2 separate regions of the Mus musculus genome follow, and region 1 is linked to region 2. Evidence: chromatin loops called from intact Hi-C (ENCODE). Cell type or tissue: left cerebral cortex. All regions are shown on one strand. Each heading gives the region's core, and the rest is flanking DNA. Links, peaks and the distances in the headings are about the cores only. Region 1 holds the start of Atpaf1 (ATP synthase mitochondrial F1 complex assembly factor 1). Region 2 holds the start of Mknk1 (MAP kinase-interacting serine/threonine kinase 1).

Evidence for each region. Hi-C counts contacts between places; a loop is a spot of excess contacts. Peaks named below come from ENCODE experiments on the same cell type or tissue, not always from the same donor. Only the 100,000 strongest peaks of a DNase experiment are listed, where the experiment ranks them.
Region 1: a loop joins it to region 2, with 4 times the contacts of the local background. A loop is called at or near these places in 8 of 42 quality-filtered maps.

What each region holds. Positions count from the first base shown.
Region 1 is chr4:115,782,949-115,787,332 of GRCm38, reverse strand. Atpaf1 (ATP synthase mitochondrial F1 complex assembly factor 1) reads right to left here and starts at 2,327. Exons shown (of 9, transcript NM_001369233.1): 1 at 2,029-2,327. The coding sequence starts at 2,282. It also overlaps a transcript of Tex38 not described here. In left cerebral cortex, for the core only: a CTCF peak has its summit at 2,250 (motif pointing left); DNase peaks (open chromatin) are centred at 1,772 and 2,391; H3K4me3 peaks cover 1,850 bases; H3K27ac peaks cover 1,669 bases.
Region 2 is chr4:115,836,623-115,841,006 of GRCm38, reverse strand. Mknk1 (MAP kinase-interacting serine/threonine kinase 1) reads right to left here and starts at 1,809. Exons shown (of 13, transcript NM_021461.5): 1 at 1,726-1,809. In left cerebral cortex, for the core only: a CTCF peak has its summit at 1,726; a DNase peak (open chromatin) is centred at 1,862; H3K4me3 peaks cover 1,418 bases; H3K27ac peaks cover 924 bases.

The DNA of each region.
Region 1 (4,384 bases), core at 90-4,089, 54 kb after region 2:
AACAGGGGCACCGTGCGCAGGAGAGCTCTTGCTGTGCTCTAGGCACATAGAAAATAGCTAACACACTGTCCCTACTTGAAGAAACTTACTACCTAGTTGTATAGACAGATACATAAATATGTACAAACGCACTGCTGATAATTATAACCGTAACAAAATTTTGCTCAAACATCCTTAAATGACTGAGGTGGTTTCATGACTGTACTTTTGACTGTGTTATTATTTCCCATATTTGGAACACATTCCTCCAATGATTTAAGAGCTAGACCTAGACCATAGTATTTGCAGTTTAGGTATTAGATTGGTCTAGAGAGTGGCAGAGAACTAGCATGTGAAGGTTTTACATCAAGCGCTAAGCAGTTTGGACACTGAAGAATTCAATGGGGCACCTTGGGAAACTCACTTTCTGAAATATTAGTATGTATAAATGTTGATGGGAATGACCCAAGGAAGGAAAGAGACCATTATTGGCCCCTGAGTAAGTCTGAATAGACCCACTAAGTACTCAGTGAGATGAGACACCTCTTTGGAGACACTTGTGTATTAAAGGGATCAGAGAGAAGTGGGTGGAGAGGACTGCAGGTCAAGTACTATTTTAAAATCAATTTGAGACTATCTAATGTTTGAAGGAGAGCAAAAGTATTCACTCATTTATTCCATCATTGCTTCAAAAAGCTTAGAAGATCACTCTATTCGTGGTAAAGTGACAGACAGGTGGAGGGTTCCAGGGCTAGAAGTGGTAAACCCTAGTGTCTTAGTCAGGGTTTCTATTCCTGCACAAACATCATAGCCAAGATGCAAGCTGGGGAGGAAAGGGTTTATTCAGCTTACACTTCCATACTGCTGTTCATCACCAAATGAAGTCAGGACTGGAACTCAAGCAGATCAGGAAGCAGGAGCTGATGCAGAGGCCATGGAGGGATGCTCCTTACAGGCTTGCTTCCCCTGGTTTGCTCAGCTTGCTCTCTTATAGAACCCAGGACTACCAGCCCAGGGATGGCACCATCCACAATGGGTCCTCCCACCCTTGATCACTAATTGAGAAAATGCTTTACAGCAGGATCTCATGGAGGCATTTCCTCAACTGAAGCTCCTTTCTCTGTGATAACTCCAGCTTGTGTCAAGTTGACACACCAAACCAGCCAGTACACCTAGTTAGAGGATGCTGCTGCCCCGCGTGAAGACGAAGAACTTAAGGGAGTGGAATTAAAATGAGACAAAATGCAGAGAACTTCTAGCCGGTAACGTCTGGCTTCCTTTCAGAAGTGCCTTCCTATAGCACCAAACTCTCAGACCACCATTCCTTACCTTCATCCTTCGTCCTGGAACTAGGCACCCACTCTACCTACCTTAACAGCCATAACCCTACGACACTTTTCCTCCTCAGTGCTGGAGATGGAACTCAAGGCCCAGTGCATAGTAAGCAAGTTCTCTTCTACTAAGCCACACCTCTTTCATCTTCACGGTTTACCTTCTGGAAGCTGACGCCTTAGGAACCCTGGTTACAGTCAGATAAACCTTAACCAACTGTGTGACCTCGGGCAAGACTCTACCTCTCTCCAGATCCCTACATTTCCTTAGTGAGAGGGTTCAATGGGCAATACAAACGTAACATTATCATATCAGTCTTTGCCACAATCCCAGTCTCCTTGTCCAGGCAGTCAGGGCCCTAAGCTGGGAGAGCCTGTGAACTTGATCTCTCAGGCAGGTATCTGCTGACTCAACATGTGACCTTGAGCAAATCAAATGCCTTCGCTGAAGGTCTTCATTTTCATCTTCCTAAGTAGGGGACAACTTTCTCTGAGCTGTCTTCTTCATAGGGCTTTAAAGAGTGTTTTGACGACTGTGGAAAGACCCAAAGAGTCTGCAGAGATGTGACTTTAGGCAAGTGGCCTGGCCTCTCTGAACTTGGAAACAAACTATTGGTATAGCAGGGCCAGGGCAAGCCCACCGTCCCGGAGAGTAGTGCATGCCGGAAGCTCTGCCCGCCGGTCGTGAGTCCCCACCCCCACCCGACCAGGACCGCACCTGCGCAGCTGCTGGATCTTGTCCCGGTAGCGGTCGTAGAAGGGGTTCGCTTCCAGCTCGCTGACCCCACTGCCGTCTGCTCCCTCGGGGGGCAGGCCCGAGCCCCGGCGCACCGGGAACACGCGCAACTGTGCCGGTGACACGAACCCCAGCCCCAGGGCGCGGCTGCGCACTGCACACAGGCCTCGGTAGAGACCCGCCACCTGCAGGACTGCGGGGCACGCTCCACCCGCAGCGGACACTACCGCCGCCATGGCCGCCTGCGACTCCCCCTCCTCCTCCTCGGGCGCGTCAGCCTCGGCCCCCGGCCCGCGCGCCTGCTCCATCTCCCGCAAGGTCCGCGAGGCCCGCGTTCCGCCACCGAGGTTCCGCGCGCTCAAGGTTCCGGGTGCTGGAGTGGAGAAGGGACAACGACGCTTCGGGCTGGCAGCTCCCGGTTCTGCCCACCCGCTCTAGGGGTGTCGTGGCGCGTCTCCTCCCGGGAGTCTGCCAGGATTCACCCCACCCCCTACCCCCGACCAGCAGCCTCTGCGCGCCAGGCTTCTGGAAAGCTGGCTTGCATCTTCGGGTTCTCACAGGGCTTGCCCCTTTTCTAAATTTACTTGGCACTAGCTGTAACAGTTTCTTTAGCTGCAAAGGATGTCTGAACATCATAGCTGAAGCTTCTCTTTATCAGTGTCTATTTGCAGAAGGTTCCATTGGCCTCATACCCTATGAAGTAGATATTAACCTCATTTTACAGATGGAGAAGCTAAACAGGCTGTGAACCATTAAAGTAGTAAGTTCCACCTAAAAGCTAAGCTTTTTAAAAACGCAATGCCTCTGAAGTCTGGGTTCCTTCCTGGCATTTAATTGAACTACTTTCCTCAGAGACATAAGGAATTATCCTGGACAAGTCTTTATTTGGGCTCTCCCCTTCTCAACCAAAATGTCACCATCTTCATTTGCTGAACCAAACTTGAGCTTAGGAACAATGGTATCTCACCTGCTACCATCCAAAGCAGACCTTATGTGAGGGCAGTCACATGGAAGTCCTTATCTGGACCTTAGTTGATAGGAACCTCTCCCGAGGCAGGAACAGGGACTCCAAACTCTGTTCAATACAGCCTGCGCTCAGACATCAGACTCTCGATGCTGGGACAGTGCATTGGGAGATATGGAAGTCTGACTTTGCTGGCCTGTACCTGGCTCAGAATTTTTCCACGTGCTGTTTCCTCTGCTCAAACAGGCATGCATTGCCTCCTCCTCATCTGGAACTCAGTTCTCTCAGCGCCTCAAAGAGACCTCTAGAGAAACCTCCCCATCCTTTAAAAAAAAAAATTGTGTTCAAGTGTGGTGAAGCACATGTGGAAATCAGAAGACAATTTTGTGAAATAGGCTCTCTCCTTCTTTTCCAGTTTCCAACTCCTTTCCAGCTGATCTAATTCAGCTCTCCAGGCTCACAGGGCAAGTGCTTTTAAGCTGCTGAGCCATCTCTCCCCCATTCCTCCTTATAGTCTATCTTTACTCTTCCCCCACCCAGAGCTGAGGACTGAACCCAGGGCCTTGTGTAAGCACTCTACTAAGCTAAATCCCCAACCCTTTCCAGTCTTTTTTTTTTTTTTTTTTTTGGTTTTTCGAGACAGGGTTTCTCTGTATAGCCCTGGCTATCCTGGAACTCACTCGGTAGACCAGGCTGGCCTCGAACTCAGAAATCCACCTGCCTCTGCCTCCCAAGTGCTGGGATTAAAGGTGTGCGCCACCACGCCGGGCCCCAGTCTACTTCTTACAGAAGATATAACTATCCAAAACTTTAGACCTCTGGTGGTCTGAGGTAGGAATGCCTCCCACAGACTCAGGTATTTGAATTCTTGCTCCCTGTTGGGGAGGGTGTGAACCTTCAGGAGGTGGAGGCTTGCGGGAGGAAGTATATCAATGGGTAGGCTTGAGAGTTGTAGGCTTCCCCACTTCCAGGCACTGCTTTTTGCTTCCTGCATATGGATAAGGATGTGATCTCCCAGCTTCGTACCCCAGCCACCTGCTGTCATGTCTCCTTTGTCATTATGGATCCCCTCCCCCCTTCTAGACCCATAAGACAGACAAACAAAAATACCACCACCACCAACAAAACAAAACAAAAACGAAACAAAAAAACAAACAAAACAAGGCCTCCGTCTATAAATTGCTTCACAAAAAATTGCTATTTTTATCACAGCAACAGCAATGTTTACATAAACCCATAGAATTTATGTAAATACCTTGTTTACAGAAACCCATGGAATTTACATTTTAGTGGAACCAGATAAACACTCGTAAGTAGAAAAGCAAAGGAAGATATGAGAGACACAAATAGGGTATTGCCTGAGCAGATATTTGA
Region 2 (4,384 bases), core at 146-4,145:
AGCAGGTGTGACATAGACTTGGCTCCTTGCCACCAACTGTAGTCGGGGTACATATGAGTGATGTACCCCAAGACAGACTTTGCTAAGACGTCTATAGGAAGCTCAGTCTCTGCTACAGGAGACTGGATTGGGAGCATCTAACCAGCAGGAGGATGAGACGCGTCACCAAAGATGTGGTGTGAGCACCCGTGAAGAAGCTGCAGAAGGTGCCATATTATTGAATAACTACAGACCACACAACAGGAGACCTAGCTAAACATGTGCTGCAATTTGCCAGCTTCTTCTCAGAACTTCTCTCTCCATGGTTGGGTTGGCTGGTGCCAGGCCCTCTGACTGCCAAATCTGCACTAGAGAAATGACACTCCTATGCAAGCCAAAGACCCTGGATTATAGAAAGAGGAACACTGAGGTGGGAACAGATGCTCCGAAGGGGCTCCAAACTTCCTGGCTAGTTCACTTTTTTTTTGGTTTTCGAGACAGGGTTTCTCTGTGTAGCCCTGGCTGTCCTGGAACTCACTCTGTAGACCAGACTGGCCTCGAACTCAGAAATCTGCCTGCCTCTGCCTCCTGAATGCTGGGATTAAAGGCATGTGCCACCACGCCCAGCTTGTTTTTTTTGTTTGTTTGTTTGTTTGTTTTTTGTTTTTTATTTTATTTATTTATTTATTTTGCTAGTTCACTTCTATACACAATCCTGACTCCGTGTCTATTCTTCACAGTACTTCCAGCCCAGGCCCTTTAGAAGGCCCGAAGCTAGGGACAGTGGGCAGCAGCTCTCTGATGGCTGGGGATCCAGGGAAACATTATACATCAACCACTCAGCTGGTTCTTGGCACAAGGCCTGTGGTCAACAAGTTTGAGCTCCCTCCTCATACTGCAAGGTCAATTCCACGTGTAAATCCCAGAGGCTCCAAGGCTCAGGTTACATCAGCTTCTCCCCCCAGGGCCTCCCTGAAATATGCCAGATCAAAACACTCTTTCCTGGAAATCACAATCGTATGTATCAGTACCATTGCATGTGGGCAATTTACATATAAGCATACTTAACCCTCACAGTGACATTATTATATTCGTTTTAAAAAGCTCTAAGAGAGAAAAATGAGTTGTTCTAGGATGCTTCCTAGGAGAGGGGAAAGCATAGCTCACCCCCAAAGTCAAGCACTCCCACCCTCTTACCTAGCTTCTGATGGTCCACAGTCCTACAGCTATAGGAAAGAGACTGCATCCTACCCACACTCCCACCTCTCTGTTGAAAAAAGTGTGGCAGAATCATTTGTATACTATATTGCAAAATAAGTGGAAACCGCCAATTTAACACAACGAAGTACACATATTTTATAATGTGCTCATGCCAGTGAACTGTCTTGAGCCCTGTCAGTCTTGAGTGTATCCTTGTTTGGTCTGAGGCTCAAACTCCTTATAGGCTGAGCTCCTCCTCGACAGCCCGTACCCACCGGCTCCGGACCTGTCACAACCCAAGCCTGTCCATAAGCACGGGCTGAGAGTCCGAAAGAGGATCTTATGCGCTGCGGTCTGGGCAGGGAAGCAGCTTTGAGGACAGTTCTAAAAGGATGTCCCCTTCGGCTGCTCCTCCGCAGAAGAACCGGGTCTTAACCTCGAGCTGCTCAGAAGGCCCTGTCTGCCCCTCCCGGGCGACTGCAGCGCCGCACCCCAGACCCCGGCCCCGTTTCCCCGCCGAGGGACTCCTCGCTGGCTCACTTTTACCTTAGTTGACCACCGCGGGAACGGCCGCGAGCACCCCCACCTGCAGGTCTCCGTCGAGAACGCGGAAGAGGCGGAGCTAAACTCAGGGGGAGGGCCCGAGCAGAAGGAGGCGTGAGGGGGAGGAGTCACGCCTGCGCCCCGAGGGCCACACGTGGCGAGAAGCAAGGCCAGTTCACTGCGCAGGCGTGGCATATCAGAGCGTCCTCTGGTTGTTGCGGGTTTCTTTTACAAGCGGAAAGTGGAAGACGCTGCAGGTGCAAATAGTTACTTCTGCGAGCCAGAACGGAGTTCTTGTAAACCTGAGGGCAGCTCTGTTAAGTAAAGTTTATTTTTGAGACAAGGCCTTTTGTATACTCCAGACTTGACTTCAAACTCGTTTTTCTTCTGACTCAGTCTCCAGAGTTCTCTGATTACAGACGCACACCACCGGGCATGACTGTAAAATTTCTATAAAGGTCTGCGTATACAGAAGTTCATTACTTCCGGTAATTAAATTTTTTAAATTGTTGTTTTTCTAAATAGTCTCACTATGTAACCCTGGCTGGCCTCAAACTTAAAGAGATCTACCTGCCTCTGCCTTCTGAGTGCTAGTATTAAAGGTGTGTGCCACTACAGCAGCTAAAACAACAGCTAAAACAAATGTTCTTAAAGATCTATTTCTTTTTCTCTCTCCTCTCTGCTCTCTCTCCTCTCTGCTCTCTCTCTCTCTCTCTCTCTCTCTCTCTCTCTCTCTCTCTCTCTCTCTCTTCTCTCCCCCTCCCCCCTCCCCCCTCTCCCCCTCTCCCCTCTGTGTACTAATTAGAGTAGTACCCCAACCAGCCTCCTTGCCTCACTTCCACAGGCTGCAGATGCCTGAGACGGGAAGACGGGGTGCTTGGTTTCAGTTCAGGTTCTGACGCAGTTTTCTTTTGTGTGGTGAAGTAAACTTCCCTATCCCATTCAGTATTGTTGTTAGGGTCTGGAGAGTAAGGGGCTTAAAGAGCATCTCCGTTTCCCATCACTCCTCTAAAACACATTTATTCCCTCTTCTGGCCTATGTGTTCAACTATATGAGGGAAGGAAGTGGAAGTATTCAAGACTTTGCTAGATTTCAAATCTAGATGAAGACTGGAAAGGGACGTCTTTTTCCCAAGCATTTGTATTTACTTCCTTTCCAAATTTGAGTCCCCTTCAAAGGCTGGATATTGCAATCTCTTTCAACTTATAACCTTCCAGGCCCACCAAACTTCGTGTCTTCACTGCCCTTTCTAGTCTATTCCCCAACCCTTGATAGCCAACCAGTCCAGGGTCACTCAAGCATAGATTGGGATCCAGATTCTCAAAATTACTACCCACCTCCCCATGGCAACCATGATGGTTAATTAACATTGGATAAAGGCTCTAGGGTGCTCCCAGGAAGGAGGGCAAACCATGTAGAACTCAGACCTTCCTCTGGCCTATTTGACCGCATTCCATAGTTCCATACTGTGGTAGCCACGAACATATAAAAGGGCCACAGGGCTCATGAACGCTGAGTTCATCCAGCATCATTAGTCAGTGTGGGATGTTCTGCCCCAGGGTGGAGGTGACAGCTTATTCCCTGTTCCCTGTCCCCTCAATGGATGCAGATCCTGAGCCAACAAGACAACTAAGCCCTGGCTTCCCAGGTAAGTTGCTTTTGTTAGGTTTTGCCTGTTTAGGTGAGAGTCTTCTTATTTCTCATTACTAAGGTCAAAGCTCTCCCTCTTTGTCCTCTAAGCATCCTTCTCAGACTCTCCAAGCAAGTGTGTGTGTGTCTGTCTGTGCATATGTCCTTCCTAACATATTTCCAGACATCTCAAATTTGAGATAAATTTAACTCTTCCACAACGTACATGGACTTTCTAACAGCTGGACTGTCCAGTGACTGAAGAGATAATGATTTGTAATGGGTTTGAAAACACTCTTTTAGAACACTGGGCTCTGGGCATTAGAAGGAACAGCAAAATGGAAAACCTTCCAGATTCTAGAGCAGATACTGGGGGTGGGGTGGGTGGAAGGAGAGCCAGGCAGCTGGCTAAAGACTTGTGTCAATCACTTGAGACATGTTGAGTATTAGCTGGATTATTATCATGTCCATTCACAGGGTGAGGATGAAGGAGCTTAGAGGTCAGACCCTCACCCCTACTTCTATTTTAAAATGATACTTCTGCCAGGTGTGGAGGTGCACACCTTTAACCACAGCACTCAGGAGACAGAGAAAGGTGGATCCCTGTGAATTTGAGGCCATCCTAGTCTACAGGGTGAGTTCCAAGGTAGCCAGCACTACATAACGAGACCCTGTCTCAAAAAAAATCATTACTACTGTGTATGTGACATGAGTGGGACCCCATTCCAAGTGGCGTCTCTTCTTTTGCCTTTATGTGGGTCTTGAGAATTGAACCTAGGTCATCACGCTTACATTGTTGGGCAGTAAGTGCCTTTATCCACTGTGCCATCTTGGTAGTCTACCACTTCTGATCATAAAATAGAAAGTGGTTTATAGAGGGAAGGCTAGAAGCTCAGGCCTCAGCTTCTCAGGTAGAGTCCCTGCCGGCTCTTTTGAAGGTATAAGAGGACCTCTGTTGAATCTTCAGAACCAAGCTGCTTTTGACTCCTGTCTGAGTGGTTGTGGTTTAGGGGCAGTGAGTTCTAGCTGTCT